Regions from separate parts of the Mus musculus genome. Here region 2 is linked to region 1. The links are chromatin loops, found by intact Hi-C in ENCODE. Cell type or tissue: left cerebral cortex. All regions are shown on one strand.

Region 1 (8,000 bases):
ATATTAGGTGCATGGGTGGATGGACAGGCAGTGGATAGGTGAACACACGGATAATCAGATCATCAGGTTAGAGGATGAGGGGCTGGATATATGATTGACGGATGACAGATGAAGTATTGGTGGATAGGTAGACGGTTATATGAATAGATTTATCTATAAGTGGGTAAACGGGTGGGTGAACAGAAGGCTCACTGGAAAACTGAAATGAGTAAGAAGGAGATGAATTCCTTGATTTTCCCAGTGTCTCACAAAATAGAACTCTCTCTGTGTGTGTTACCCAAGCATTAGAGATGGAGTCCCCTCTCTGTACCCCCTTTCTACCTAGAGTTTGCATGTTCACAAATATCACTTCGCATAGTCCTCACTAGAAGCACACACTGTCCTGTCTCTGTTCTACAGGTGAGGAGCGTGAGGTTGGCGGTGACTCGCCTGAGTTCATCCCAGGAAGCCATCTCTGTCTCTCACAAAGCCCCGTGTGAGCAAAGGTTCACACAACTGGCACAGCCATGCAGTTGTGGCCCTGCTGTACCTTGGAAAAGATGCAAGACACAGCCTGTGTGTTTCCAGGATGCGCTGTTCCACACTCGTGCTTCTGCTGATGTTGGAGGTGTGTTAGAAGCTTGTCTCACTAGAACATTCTCCGAGTTCTTTATATACTCAGAATTATACCTTGAGGGAGGTCAGCGTAACATGGGCCTCAGAGAGACCCTCCTCTCCCCATCTGGATCCTCTCCAGGAGGATCTTCACACCTCATGCTTGTCCTCTTTGAGTCCTTGTCATGAGGACTGTCTCTAGTTCTGGTGACCTACTCACACTTTGCAAACCACCCTAAGAGCTAATCTTCACAGATGCCTAAGTATATCTCTGTATAACTTGGCTGCATCTTTCCTAGCAGGGAGCAGAAACTTGAGAGTGTGTAAGTTGTAATGTGTCCTACCCCGGATCCCATGATGCAAGGGAAAGGCGAAGCTGAGGAGGTACAGCAAGGTGTCTTCAGTGGACACAGACTGAAGCTGGCTCTAACCACGTGCATCTGGCGATGGAATTGGCAGCTCAAGGGCAGGCTGCCATATGCCTTCCAAGGTCCCTCTGGTGTAACAGAACAAGGATGACTGCATTGCTCCAGCCCCTGGGATAATAACGCACCTGCTCGTTTGCAGTAGATTGGGCATGAGAAAGGAGGTGAATGCCACAGTCAGTTCAGTCCCAGGCTAATCATTACAATTATCGGAGGCATACCGCATTGTGTGGGGACAAAAGTCCCTTCCTCTGGTGTCCCCGAGCTGGCTTTGTGGTGTGGGTGACACTTAAGGCTGGCCGTGAAGGAGAAAGGAAACACCTGTGTGATGGTTAGTTCGCTAACTTGATGCTGCTGTAACAGGCACGGGGTGGGGGTGAGGCATTTCCTTGATTAATGACTGATGTGGGAGGGCCCAGCCCATTGTGGGCACTGCTACCCCTGGGCAGGATCAGCACCCCTTTATGATCTCTGCTTCAGTTCCTGCCTCCAGGTTCCTGCTTTGACTACCTTCCATGATAACGTGCTAGTGAGACGTCTGTGTGAAAACCCTTTCCTACCTGAGCTGCTTTCAGCCATGGTCTTTACCATAGCAATAGGAAGTAAAATCAAATGGCTGGACTACGGAGAGATGTTTGGCAATTGTCTGAGAAGCCGTGGGCACGATCCTATTTGCTCTTTCTTCTTCCTCTCTGCTTCTGGATGAGCCATTTTGCAAAACTTGATGTGAGGTCATGGGTTAAAAGGACATACCTCTCAGCAGGTGGTCAGGGCAGTGGTGGTTCCAGAAGCATCTACAGTATGCCAGAGGCCCCGTATGGAAGGGAAGCCCAGCTTTGTCTTGGTTTGTTGTCATAGGCACCTGCCACGGGTACAGGATTGGTCCATGTTCCCTCATAGAACCTTGCTCTGTTCCTCTGTGGATGTCACATCGTGGGTCAGTCCAGTGGCCGTCCTGCTGACAGAGAAGCGATGGTTGCTTCAGAAGTGTGATTTTGCAGAACTTTAACTACACAGGCTGACAAAACCCTAACCAAGAGTGCACAGTCTTCCTTTATCATCAGCTACCTTAGAACTGCCGGCCTTCAGAGTGCTGTGGACAGGGTCTGGTTCCCAGGCTGTTCCCAGCACAGAGGACGCCCTCCCCCCACTGCACCAAAGCCTGTGTTAGCAGCTGGAGGCAGTTCCACCTGTGGGCCTTTTAGCCTTTCTTCGCATTTTTCTGCCTTTAACAACACAGCGAGTGAGGGTCTACTGTTTCTACTTAATTTCTGAATATTTGTCTACTATCACACAGCATTTGTGATAAGATCCATTTCCCGTTCAACAGCTTCAAACTTAGCACCTGAGGCAACTTTCTGTCTTAGTGGGACACAGATGAGAGTGAGCCCTGGAATTGATGGGGTCTTAGGCTCGCTCTAAAATACCCTTGTGGGCATGCTGTCTCAAGCTCCTGAAGGTGGGGTCCCTCCTCTCCTCTCTCTCTCTCATGCCCACTCCCCCCTCAATTATCTGGGAGAAAAGGATAACGGTAAGTGGACAGGAGATTTTACAAATCCGGATTTATTCTTAGAAAATACGCAGGCTTATATTTTTATTTTATCATGCCTTTGGGGTGTCTTCTGTGGATTCCCTCTCCCCCCTCTCCTCCCTCTCCCTTTTCTTTTCACCTTTCTCCCTTCCTATTTTCTTCCTCCTATACCCTTCTACACCCCTATGTTCTCTCCTCCCTGCCCCACCCCACCCTTCCTCCTTTATAGCCCAGTCTCACCCCTTCAGAACATGTCGGTAAAACACAAATCTCAGAACAGTCTGCTGGGGGCAACTCACTCAGCCTTATGTGTTGGCCTCTTGGTGAAGCTAGCGTGGACCACGTGTCATGTCTGCAGTGCCTGGGTCTCTGGAATCACAATGTTCAGGCCATAGGCAGCTGTGTTACCTAGGATGCAGTGCAGGGCATCTGTCTCTTTTGACCATGCTCACCAAGGCTAGAGGACCACGGGCATCAGTGGAGCTGTGGAGTGTGGAGGGATCAGGGAGTGTGGTCCCCACACTGGGCCATGCTGCCCTATTCTGCAGTAGTCCCTGAGGTGCTTGGTTGGTTGTGTGCCTTTTCTTGGAGGGACATCTGGTCTGACAGATGGGTCCCTGTTTGTTTTCCAGTGCAGTGACAGGTCATTTCTGCATACACAACTGTAGGGACTAAAGGACTCTAGAGAGATGCAAACCTGCTTCAGGACTGCCACCAGAAGGAAATTGGAGCCCATTTTTACACACTCAGCTGGAGATGGTAAAGTCTGCCCCTGGTCTCTGAAATTCCTTCTGGGACCTTTGGGACAGAAGGGACGTGGCTCTGCAGTTCAGTGAGTAATGCCTTGGGAACTTGCCACATGGAACTCTCTAGGACATGTGTACGTGGTTCACTCATCTCTTCTACTCAGAGAATCATTCAAGGGTGGCAGAGATATCCCTCTTGGGGCTTGGGAGCTGGGATAGAGTGGGGTGGACCTTTTGCTTGCAAGAGAATGCAGGGCTAAGCAGTAAGGTGGCCTGGACTTCGCCTTCCTGGCCCAAGGTGTCTGCTGCTTGTTCCCAGAAGCACGAGATCCCTTCTCCAGAGCCCTTAAAACCAGCAAACACCAGCAGGGAGGTGTCTCATTTTGAACACTACACTTGGAACTTTCCCTTCAGAAGTGGTTCAGGGGTCCCCAGCATTACCATCTGGCTATGGGTGTGGTTTTGGCCCTGCCAATCACCGTTTATTGAATGGACACTTTGTGAACATTGGAAATCCAATGCAGTCCATGCCCAGGTACTGTTGGGCAGCAAGGGCTGCACTTGGAGGTAGACACGGCCTCTGTTCGTGACTGAAGAATTTGTCTGAACCGTGTTTGAATCCAGTCCCCATGAGCCACGGTGAGAGGTGCTGAGCTCTGGGCTAAGGAGTTTCTCCCCAGGTTCCGCTGCATTTCCGACTTCTGCAAATAGATGGCACTTTCGGCTAACCCTAGAGCGGCCGAGAACTATAGCGACGCGGAGTGAAATGCCTTCCTTGCTATTCTACTGGAAGCCAAGAAATTAAAATTAAGCCTCTCTGAAGACAGCTTTCTGGAGCTCTCTTAAATGCTAAAACCTTAAACACACAACCACCCAGGTATGAAAAGGAGTGCATTGTGCTGTATGCTCTCACAGTTTTTAGTATTCATCGAGGCATGGCAGTCTTCGATCCTGGATAGTGGGAGTGGGGCGGGGGGGATTCTATAAAGAAAGTTTTATTTGAAAATATGACTGTGTGAGCCTGACTGTGTTCTCAGGGTCCTCAGAAGGCCTCGCTTTCTCTCCTTGTTTTGTTTGTCTGTGCACATGTATCTGGCCGTGCACACGGGGGACACACACAAGAGCGCGTGTGCACATGCGGCTCACGAGGGTGGCACATGGACCCTCACGCACACAGAGGGGAAAAAAATCAGGCTGTTGTCTTGCAAGTGTTACTTATCATATTAATTAAAATCTGGTGACATGATAACACCACCAGCTGTGTGGGAAAGCCAGGGAAATTAACAAACGTTTGATTTGTTGTGTTGCTAATGTGACACTTATTATACAGGTCACACTGAAACAATACCTCTGCCAAAATATGCTAATGTACAGGGAACTGCTAGGGTGGTGGAGATGCTGGTGTGTTCTGAGCAGAGGGTTAGCTCGGAGGGGATGCTGGTGTGTGGGGAGTGGAAGGCAAAATCTTGGAAGCAGAAGCTGCCTTCTGGGATCTGATCCTTGCAGATCAGTTTCTAAACACTAAGTCTCTGGATGTAAAAATCCAGACAAGTGATTTTTTTTGTTTTTGTTTTTGTTTTTTGAGGGGGGTGGACAGTATATAGTTAAGAATGTATTTTAAATAATCTGAGTATGGCTAGCAAATAGTTCTGAGTTTTGGAAGCCGTTTCGTTATCCCTTGAGACCGATTTCTGCGGAATCTGAGTGAGTCAGCTGTAAACACTCGTTTATGGTCCAACTATGTGGTCTCAGCTTTCAGCATCATAACTACATCGTGCTTAAAGACTCACTGTGGCCCCCATTTCTAAGTCCTGGAAGCTACAAAATGTTTCTGCTATACTCAAAGTCTAACTTGTTTTTAAAAATAGTATAAGCAGATCACGTTAAACGATGTTGTCACACCTGTCCCCTCCTCTCCTGCTGGCCCCTCCCCTCTGGTCCTGCATCCTTGGCTCAAATCTGTGGGTTTCTAAATATCCTGAGGAAGGGAGAGAGAAGATCTTACAGGTGGGCTTCATGGAGCTGGGTTTTGCATTTGTTCCCAAGGCCCACAGGGCATCTGGCTTCTCTCAGTGATGCCTCCCTGTTTTGATGGTGTTCAAGTGCTGTGTGTGGCCTTGAGTGCATTTCATAATACACTGTACAAATCCAGGCTGGGCACAGGTATCCTTTGTTTTATAGAGAAATGGCTCAGCTTGGAAGAAAGGTCAGGTGTAAGGTCAGGGATGAGATGTCACCTGACCAGGTGAAGTCACAGGCCTGGAAGGCAGTGGACAGGACAGAGGCTGGAGGGGGTGGGCCAGCCCCATGGCTCTTCAGAATCTCACTGCACCCTTTATGACAAAACAAATATTGGTTGTCTGTGGGGTCTGTCCTAGGAAAATGTCAGCACAGCACCAAGACAGGCCAGGAGCAGGTGTGGACCACACCTTCTCTGTGGGCTCGGCTGAGGACCTCAGCATATGCAGAATAAACTTATGATACGCAGTTTCCCATCTGGGTCAAGGTTGGGGCATGGCTCTGTGTGTCGTAGCATGGGGGCCCTAAAGCCTTCACTCTTCTATGGGCAAGAGTCTGGCAGGCCCAGGCTTGAAGTAGCTACTTTTGAAATGCACAGTGACAGTTGTCTTCGAGCTGCTTGTCTATGCTGAGCAGAGAGAGTCCTCGCTGCTGATTAAATCTATATAAATAAACACAGTGACGACTCGTGAGAGAGAGCTCGAAGCGCCATTGGGATAAAATATGATACTGTGCACACATATTCTTAGTCATTAGGAGGTAATTTTCAACCCTATTCATGCTGCTGGAGCTCGGCAAGGTTAGCTCGCCAACGACACTTCCTTTTCTCTAAATCCAGTGGCTTTAATTAAGCCTGCGTGACAGAACTGGCATTTCAAAATACAAAGACATTTAACTCTGAGGGAAAAAAATAGTTTATTTAGCTTTGAATGGATTTTTTTTTTTTTTTTTTTGGCTTTGAAGAGCTTGGTTTTTTTTTTTCCCCTTAAACATTAAATTATTAATGAAAGAGCAAACCTGATAAACAGTGGGTGACTGTTGGTTGTGGCAACTGGGTACATACTATAAAGCAGGGATAATTTTCCTGTGGTTTTCGGGGCCTTCTCTCTTTCTCCTGGAAGATACTTGCTGAGGGCTTGAGAGAGGTTTTGTGTGAGCTTCCTGCCTGGAGGCAGTCTGGTATGGTACCGTGCTCAGTAATGCTGGGGCAGCAGGCTTGGGATGGAGACCCGGATGTAGGGGGTGTGATTTGAGTCTCTTAGATAAGGGCCATCCAATGGAACCATCTGTATACATTAAGCCACTTTTCCAGGCGTGTCCCTCTGTCAAGGTAAGCTGAGTGACTGGGGGATACCCCTCGGGAGCCGTGCGATTCCTCAAAAAAATTTAAAAAAAAAAGAAAGAAAGGAAAAGAAAGAAAAAAGAAAGAAAGAAAAGAAAGGAGAAGAAAAGAGAAAAGCATAGAAAAGATCAAAGGTGACACAGGCACCCACCAGTAACAACAAAGTCTGACCAATCCTGAGCCTATTGTAATTTGTTAGTGGACATTAACCATCCCCCACTCCTCGCCCAAAGCAGCGGCCAGTTAATATCATGGAACTTTAACTGCCAATCACTGAATAGTGGTGTGGAGACCTGCTACCTGCTTCTGGCTTACTTCTGGTCACCCTGTTTTGTGCTTTCAGAGCACAGAGCCCAATCCGGTTGGTGGCAGAGTAACTTTAAAAGGCTGAACATAGCGAGTTCTGACCAAGTCCTATGATTCATGGGGGAGCAACCACTGCTAATGGCTGATGGCTGACACTGTACCCAGGACTTTGGCCTCATCTATTCCATAATTTTCTCTCCACTACAGTTCCGGCTGTTTTTTCCAAATGCCTGTTTTTATCACCTTTTTTTTTTTTTCCAAGTTACCCTTCAACCAGCTTTTCATGCCCTCTGACTCCCTCCCTGAAGTTGGTCAGACCACCAGCATCTCAGCATGCCCACCCTCACTGTACCTTGCTTTTTTTTGGGGGGGGGGATGCTCTGAGTACTTCCAGGCACTGCCGTCAGGCCACTGTGGCTCCTTGTAACCACAGTCATCTAACAGTTCATTCATTGCAGGAGACCTACAACAGTGAATTTACACAACACAGTAGAGTCTGTTGGAGTTCTCAGTCTGCTTAAAGAAACTAAGAGGCCACTGTATGACAACAGACAGTATTCTATACACTAGGAAGCCGCTGTGTGAAACAGACAGTATCCCACACTAAGAAGGTGCTATGTGAAACAGACAGTATTCCACGCTTCCAGCCCTAACCAGGGAGCTCATGTCACTGAGCCACAAAGCTATTGTGTACCTGTGCTGCAGAAAGGGTCAGGATTTGGCTTCTTTCTCTCTCTCTCTCTCTCTCTCTCTCTCTCTCTCTCTCTCCTTACCTCTCCCAAAAGAGTGTATGTGTGTGTGTGTGTGTGTGTGTGTATGAGTGAGTGAGAGAGAGAGAGAGAGCAGCCTGAGGCATATAAGAATTATGAATTTATATGATTAGTGGCAATGACACTTAGTTGTTTCTTTGCTTACAAGTGAGGCCCAGATGTGGCTTCTGCTACTTCACTTACCAGGGTGGCTCGGAACCATCTTTTATTTAGAGTGAACTGAACGTTATTCTGGCCATTGTGCTTCTGTGCCTGCCAGCATGGATA
Region 2 (8,000 bases), 390 kb after region 1:
GACTGAAAGGGCTTGAAATTGTGTCAGAGTGATGTTTTAATCTCATTGAAAAGTGTATTAAAGGACAAGATGTGATTTATGTGAGCTGTTCCGATGAAAGGCGAGATTGGAGTGGATGGGTTTTCACTGGCGTGAACCTCCTGCCATGTTTATATTGCAGCCCGTGTAGCTAATCTAATTTGCAATAACTGGGATGGCCTGTAAGGGGAAAAAAGCATCTCTAGTTTCACTTTATTCCTCTTCATATAGAAATTCCTCATGACTTGTCTCCTCTTGTGAGCGGTGCCTTTTCTATTTGGGGGCTAAATGAGCGAGAATGTGAGAGAGGGCAGTCATACTCCAAATGTATGCTTCATGCACACATCCCTGGTCATGGACACCTTTGGGCCTGTTGAGCCTCGCTGTAGAGCTGAAACATTGTTTCAGGCAGAGTGAAAAGGTTAGCATCACCACCCCTATGTCTCAGCTCACCTTGCCTTCCACTCTCCAGGCAGAGCAGAATGCAGGCTTGGCTGCTTAGCCCAGAGTCTTGCTGTTAAAGGTTTCCTTGGGAATGTCCCTTAATCGGGCACTTTCTGTTCTCCCTGGTTTACCCTCTGCAAATTTTGATTTGAGCAGGCCGTGAAGCTCAACTGTTCAGAAAAGTTTGATCTTGTGCACAGGCTTTGCCTGGTCGTAGGGAAAAGCAAGCCCAACAGCACTCCCCTGGGAGGAGAGCTTTGAATCCTTATGATCACATCGAACTTAACCAGCATTCTTTATCAGGAAGACACAACATGCATTGGAAAATTACAACTTTTGCACAATGTAAAAAAAAAAGGTGTATTCAAACTGTTAATTACGGGGGGTTGAGTAAATGAAACTTTCACAGTGACCCATTTAATTTTGCAGTAATTGCTGACAAAATAAGACACGGATGAATCACAATACAGTATATTTATCTTGAAGGAGAATATTGTGCTGATGTAGTTAAACCAAAGAGTAAGAGAAAAATTAAGAACGGCGGCAGAAAATTTTAAAGTACATAAAAATCTCGCCCTGAAAACATCTGGGTTAAAACCGCAGAAAGTGCAGCTTCCGCCCGTGGCTTTTCTGAAAAGCGCAACCAAATTACAGAGACTATGTCTCTTCTCAGAACCCCAGGCTCACCGTGAGCCCTCTCCTCCGGCAGGGTCAGATTCTGACTCCCAGGCTTGAGCACAAATTTTGAGTGTACTAGAAATCTAGAGGCAAAAAAGAATGTAGGAAAGGCATTTCCAACCCAGGCAGAATGCGGCATCTGTCAGATGCCGGGTAGAGCCCCGATGGCAAGCTGACCCTGAAATAGCATCTCTAGCCCAGGCCCTACTTGGCAGAGAGAAAGGGAAGCAAGAGGAGGGGGGGGTCACAATTTGCTTCGCAGGCAAGTGCAAACGGATTTTTTTTTTTTTTTTTTTTTTTGCTTCCCCTTCTTTTGCAGGAAGGGAAGCGGGCCCACACCCTCTAATTGTTAACCTTCTCCTTTAGCCCAAGGCCAAGTACCCGCTCAGCCAAGAGTTGGAAAGGGGAAAAGACATTGGGCACAAGCCTGGGCACCCACTAGAGCTGCCCTTTTTCGATCGGCAAGGACACATGGGTGCGGACAGCCTCCGGTGCCACCAGCGCCCGGCGCACCCAGGGTACCTGCGGAGGGTAGAGTTGCTTCTGTCGAGTGTGAGTGCCAGGGGCGCTGTGGACACCCAGCCGGCACTCGCGATGGGTGGGAACCCAGGCAGCACTTGTCTTTTCAAAGGCCACTGGATGGAAAGCCTTAGCGGCTGCTTGGGTGCTCAGCCCTCCTTGCAGGCATGGGTTGGGACCCAGTAGAGAGATTCGGAATCGGGTGCCCAGGTGTACTCGCAAAGTGGGTCTGCTGAAATTCTTGTCAGAAAATTTCACGCGACGAAGCGGGCGCGCTCGGTTCCAAACCCGCGAGGCCTGGCACCCGGCGGCGGTCCAGCCTCGCTGGCATCTCAGTCGCCTCTTCCCTAGTACCCGCAGCTCCGGGGGAGAGAGGGCTCGATGCCCCCTTGGGTTCCAGGCTTTCCTCCTCTCTTTCATTCATAAACCTGGTGGCTACAGACGCAGCTTGAATATTGACGTCTCTCCCCCGACTGCTCCGCCGTTAACCCAATTACAGAATTCATCAAGAACTGTGTTGAATTATCTCTTTCCATACAGTATCAGCATTAGCCTAATTAAAAGCTATAATGTCTGATATAATGATTAAATCGTTAGCTCTGCTGTAGGGAAGCAATATTTTGTTTTCCCTTCAATTAGAAGCTGATTGAGGTTTTCAGAGCAGGTCAGCTGTGAAATTTGAATTATATGTGTGAGTACTGCTCACAGGGTGAGCCCCTACTCGAAGCTCCCAGAGATTCTCCGAATGCTTCCACCCAGAGAGCCGGGAGGCAGGCACGCACACATAGTGCAGCTCCGGATTGTGTGTGCCGGTCGCCACGAGAACGGCTGGAACCGGAGCCTGACAGCCTAGACTTTATTTTCCCACAGGCGCTGTTACAAGCGGCTCTCTAAACTCAAAGAGAGTTTTTGCTTTTAACCTGAGAGCGACTTAGGAGAGCTCGGTTCTGTGAGATGCTCATAAAGACACTGATCGTCCAAAGTTCCTTATTTGCTAGTGACTCTCTTCCTTCGACTTTCCCCCCTTTATCCGTTTTGTTTCTTTCCCCTTTTAAACAAACCAGCAACAACAAACTAACCACACAAATTTGAATTTGGGTCCTTTTTGGTGTTTGGGAAGATCCCTCCTCCCCAAGTTAGCCCAGGCTGGGCCCCATGAAATCGGCTGAGAGGGCTTGGAGACGACCCAGGAGAAAAGATGCCCCCTTAGAGACCCGGGTCAGAGGCGCGCGCTGAAAAGCAAACACCGAACTGCGGGCCGTCAACCCTCCAGTGACGCTGTGGTAGCAGTAGTTGGGCGAGGGGCGCCTCCCGCCCCACAGGTGAAAGCCCGTGGTGCTCAGCTCCGCGAGGACAGAGAGGGTGGTGGCGGCCAGCAGACGGCGATCGCGGCCCGCGCCGCTACAGGGTCCACACTGACAGGCCTAGGGGCTTCGGGCCCAGTGCGCAGCCCTCTACTCCCTGCAGCAGGTCCTGAGACAGGGACTCCCAGCCTCTCAGATCCACTCTGCTTCCATTCCGCCCTGAATCTGCGCCTCCTGTTGGCCGAGATGGCCTCAAAGACCTCTTCCGACGTTCTTTATCTCTCCTAAGTTTTCTCTGCTGCTTCTTCCTCCTGCTGCTAACTTTCCCCTTTCAGTCCCACAAACTGTCATTTCGGTTCGCTAAAGATCTTTCTTCAACTATTCTCTCAGCCTTGTGAGGGTACATCAGAGCCTGCAAGCCTTTGCCCCGGGGAGCTCCCAGGAGACACCTCTATGTGTCCTCTGTCCTCCAAGTGTCTCCACCAGCCTTGAGAGAATCATGTTCTGAGCATGGCGAGGAGGAGATTGTCATCAGGGCAGATAATCTGAACCCCATATGAAATAATTTCTAGTCTTGCATGGTCCCCAACGTACCCAACTTGTTTGGAGCCTGAGAGACTAATGCTGAGCTTAAAAACCCATATATAGATGTATCAGAGCCAGCCTTCAAAAAGAAGGACAAGGGCTTCTGTCCACAGGGGCCCTCTCGGTCTCATGAGCACAAAGGTGTGTGTAAAGGAGCCAAAGTATTGGTTTTTCTATGTCAGGGGTTCGAGTTGAAAGTGTTTAAAACCCAGGACTTGGTTTATTTCAAAGTCAAGACTATTGTGCAAGAGTGTAGGCACATAATTTCATATATACAAGCCTTCATAATTTATCTATGAGCACTGACATATACAAGCACCCATGCCTGCACACAGAATAATTCCCACTAGCAATGAGCTGACTTGAATTTTTGAAGGATTATAACCATAGGTTGAATAAAAACTTAGCCACTTTGTAAAGTCGCTCTTTGGCATTCTGAGCAGTGGCACCATGAGATTTTTGAGTTGCTGAGAGAACAAAGATTGGTCAGTCAACAGTGAAACTAATCCCTTGCCTTGGGTTCTGGACTTTTCTTAGTTTTACTTGGACACAGTGCAGTTTTCAAATCCTAAAGAATATAGTTTTTAGGAAGGCAGCCCCACCCAGCCGTTGGGGAGATGGGAAGCAGACAGAAGTGTTTATCAAACTGGTTGTAGACTGTTCTTTTTGTGTCTGTGAAGCCATTGGGGAAGTGACTATAGATAGGGAAACAGAAGGAGACTTCCAGAAGCTGTCACTGACAGGACCCTCTGCTCATACCAGGATGGAAGGCACAAGGAGGTCTGGCACACCATGCCCACCACTGCTTAGTTGGCACAGACTGCAACCACCAATCTTCTCTGTCACTTGGCAACAGGTTACACCTGCATCTCTGATTTCATACTTCTGCAGGTGGGCACCCATAGGTTTTGCACCAGCTTGGACTTGCTTCTGCAGAATAGTTCCCAGAATGCCAAACACCAACATGGCAGTATGCATTGTGATGCCGTTTACCTCCTATTTAGATGTCCTAGAAAACAAGAGTAACATCCTATTTGGAAACAATGTTCAGCCCTATGGTAGGAAGAAATGAGACTGTTTCAAAGTCATCTATCCAAGTTTCCTAAGGCATAAAGCATTCCTGCAAAGCTCACTGGAGTGCAGGGTGTTTATAAAATAAATTGCCCCATTGATATGGAAAATAATGTGCCAGGCTTGATTTACACAAAGCATTTTCAGGGGGTCTTTGGCTATTTAGTTTAAAATCTAAATTGAAAAGCACAAGAAAGAAATCTTTCAATTGCTAAGTGGATAATATAGTTTATAATTTGTAAACCGTTTCCTTTATTTCAGTCTTGCTGACTTGCCCTAACACAGCGGATCTCCCAGCACACCCATCACCTCCTAAGTTATCCAAGGAAAATGGTTCTACGGCATTCTTAAACAATAGTCCTATTCGTTTTTGTTCATTTACAATGTAACTGATATTTGTAGGTAGTTCGTGAAACAAATCAAAAGATTTAATAAACTTGATGGCTGAAATAAGAAGGTAGCTGAAAACTAAGTTTATGACCTAGATGTTTATAAAAATATGAAACGATGTTTCCCTTCTAGCACAATTCTATATTATTTGATGAGTTTTCTAGTAAGTGCTGAATGGCCTGAAATGAAAGCTCAATCGGGCTGAGGGCTGTACTGTGCTGTAACAACCTGAGATAAAAAAAAATAATAATAAAATAAAATAAACCACTGTAATAATCATAGCAAGGGAGCAACGGCGTCAGGAAATTCACAGCCTCAGATGTTTTTGTTAGTGGGGGGGGGGGCTGTCATATGTTCACCGTCCAACATATTGGAACACCTGTATTCTTGCTATTATCCGGGTTATCTGTCATCAGAAGAGCCTCTGGATTACACGCGAGGCGGTCTGCAGGCATCTGACCAGGCTTGCTTTACCCACCAGCAACCTCCCGAAGCACCTAGATCTTAGAAGTAGAAACTCTATCCTCTCCCCTCTGTACCCCGCCCCAGGATATCTGAAGAACTTGTAGACTCTAAAGGTCTTTCTGGAAGAAGCCTTTACAATAACTCCCCCCCCCTTTTTTTTTTTGGACATGATGGTCTGATCCCAAGTAGCCTGGGGTGGGGTTGGAAATCTCTTATACATCCCGGAATCATATTTGTTCTGAGATTCATGGATTACGGCCATTTGTGTATGTCTTGATCATCCCCAGAACTGCCCTTTCTTTTTCACAACATACGAAGAAACAAAAACAACAACATACAAAAAGGCGGCCCTGTCACTGGACCTTCCAATTCCGTTTCAGCGCCCGCACCCCACCCCCACCCTCGCAAACCCGAGTTCACACGATTTTCAAAATCCTTTGGCAAACAGCTTCTGGGAGAATCGCTTCAGAAAAGCATAGGCTAGGTAGGTATTCTTTTGCTGTTTCCACAAACTTCTTTTTACTGTCGGAGTAACAAGATTCCAGCTAGATCTTGGTTTTGACCTTCGCAGAAATTCAAGAGGATATAGAGTAAATTGGCACCTGACTATAACACTCCGCTCCATTAAAAGACACCCCCTCCCCCAAGAAAGTTCGGGGTAGATTAGGGAGCTAGGAGCGTAGCACCACACAAAAACCGCTGCACCTCTTGCCACGGAGACCCGAATTATAGATCCCGAATCTGTAAAGGCCTTTGCAGGCTCTGAGAATGCACCGAGCGCCAGGGGTGGGAGAGACTGAGCCGCCCCGCTTGGCCTGAAACCCAGCAGAGGTACTTTGGGCCTAAGCCCCCCCCCCCCGGGAGGATCTCCCCCGCACCGCTGTTATTCTGCACTCCCGGCTGAGCTGAGTGCAAAGTGAGGCCTCTATCTCCAACTTTCCCCTTCCCAGCGGGCACAGAGTTGGCTGGCTGGGGACAGGGGAGGAGCTGGGTCTCCAATGAGCGCATTTAAACACGACCCAGGGCTGTATTCCCCCCGCCTCCCCCGACAGCGATTCTTTCTTCCTCTGGGTTTTCAACCCAATCGTTAATCATTCGGAGCGCGCGGGCGGGGAGAGGCAAAGGGGGCGAGCTCTGGGTTCGCCGCCGCCGCCGCCGCCGTCGCCGCCGCGCGCGCGCGCTCAGGAAGCAGTGTGGCTGTGACCCCGCCCCCCCGCGCCCCCTTTTCCCCCTCCTTCCTGCCCTTGTTCCCCCCCTCTCTCCTCCTCCACCTCCTTGCTCCGCCGCCCGCGCCCAGTGTATCTACTCCCTCCCCACGTCACTCGCCAGCGCGCCATGCAAATCACCGCCGCCGCCGGTTCCCATTGGCCGCGGCGCGCTCATTTAATGGCAGCCCGGGCCCGGCGTATGGCTGCTGGGCCCCCCGCGCCACCGGCCCCGCGTGCGCCTCCGCTCCGAGCGCACGGCCTCGGGCAGGCAGCGGACAGCTTGTCCTGGGCACAGCGGCACAGCTCTCTGGCTCTCTGCTCGCGTTGGCACTCCCACTGCTGTCCCTAACCCCCTCCCTGGCTGCACCGCGATCGCCCCCTCCGAACCCCCCTCCGAGTCCCCCTCAGCGCCTGGCTCCCCCCAGGCACCTGGGACCAGCACATGCCCAGCGCACGCGGCGCACCGCCTTGCTAGAAGTTGCGGTCCCAGAGTTGGAAGCCGCCAAGGAAGCCAGCACAGGAACGGAGACTTCGAGCCGACAAGAGGAGGCAGCGAACCCTGCGTCGGGCCCAGGGGCACCGCTTCAGACCCAGAAAGTGGAGCCTCAACTTGGCCACGACTGCACCTGTTTGCACAGTTCAGCCCTGAGTGACCGGACGGCAGCAATCAACCTGGCCATCGGCCTCTTTGGCAAGTGGTTTGTGCACCGGGAGAAACTTTCCACCTGCGAGCTGGACCCGCGCTAAGTGCGTGTGCTTTTGCCTCTTTTTTGTTGTTGTTGTTGTTGTGGCCTCCACCCAACCCCCTTCTCTCCGCTAGGCACCCACCGCACACACACCCCCCCCCCCAGTCTCTCTGGGCTGATCCTCTCTCCACCCACCCACCCCCACCCGGCCGTCTATGCTCCAGGCCCTCTCTTTGCGGTACCGGTGAACCCGCTAGCCGCCCAGATGTACAGCATGATGATGGAGACCGACCTGCACTCGCCCGGCGGCGCCCAGGCGCCCACGAACCTCTCGGGCCCGGCCGGGGCGGGCGGGGGCGGCGGTGGGGGCGGGGGCGGCGGCGGCGGCGGGGGCACCAAGGCCAACCAGGATCGGGTCAAGCGGCCCATGAACGCCTTCATGGTGTGGTCCCGCGGACAGCGGCGCAAGATGGCCCAGGAAAACCCCAAGATGCACAACTCGGAGATCAGCAAGCGCCTCGGGGCCGAGTGGAAGGTCATGTCCGAGGCCGAGAAGCGGCCGTTCATCGACGAGGCCAAGAGACTGCGCGCGCTGCACATGAAGGAACACCCGGATTACAAGTACCGGCCGC

Evidence for each region. A loop is a pair of places that touch in the nucleus more often than their neighbours do. Peaks named below come from ENCODE experiments on the same cell type or tissue, not always from the same donor. Only the 100,000 strongest peaks of a DNase experiment are listed, where the experiment ranks them.
Region 2: a loop joins it to region 1, with 3 times the contacts of the local background. A loop is called at or near these places in 10 of 42 quality-filtered maps.

The regions. Positions count from the first base shown.
Region 1 is chr8:11,995,919-12,003,918 of GRCm38, forward strand. No RefSeq gene overlaps it. Among named protein-coding and RNA genes, the nearest start is that of Tex29, 160 kb to the left of the region's middle. In left cerebral cortex, a CTCF peak has its summit at 4,004; DNase peaks (open chromatin) are centred at 4,016 and 5,931.
Region 2 is chr8:12,388,728-12,396,727 of GRCm38, forward strand. It overlaps Sox1 (SRY (sex determining region Y)-box 1), which reads left to right and starts at 6,792. Exons shown (of 1, transcript NM_009233.3): 1 at 6,792-8,000. The coding sequence starts at 7,634. All of the region lies in intron 1 of Sox1ot (Sox1 overlapping transcript), which reads left to right. In left cerebral cortex, a CTCF peak has its summit at 3,037 (motif pointing right); DNase peaks (open chromatin) are centred at 580, 1,251, 1,603, 2,408 and 5 more places; H3K4me3 peaks cover 1,741 bases; H3K27ac peaks cover 1,708 bases.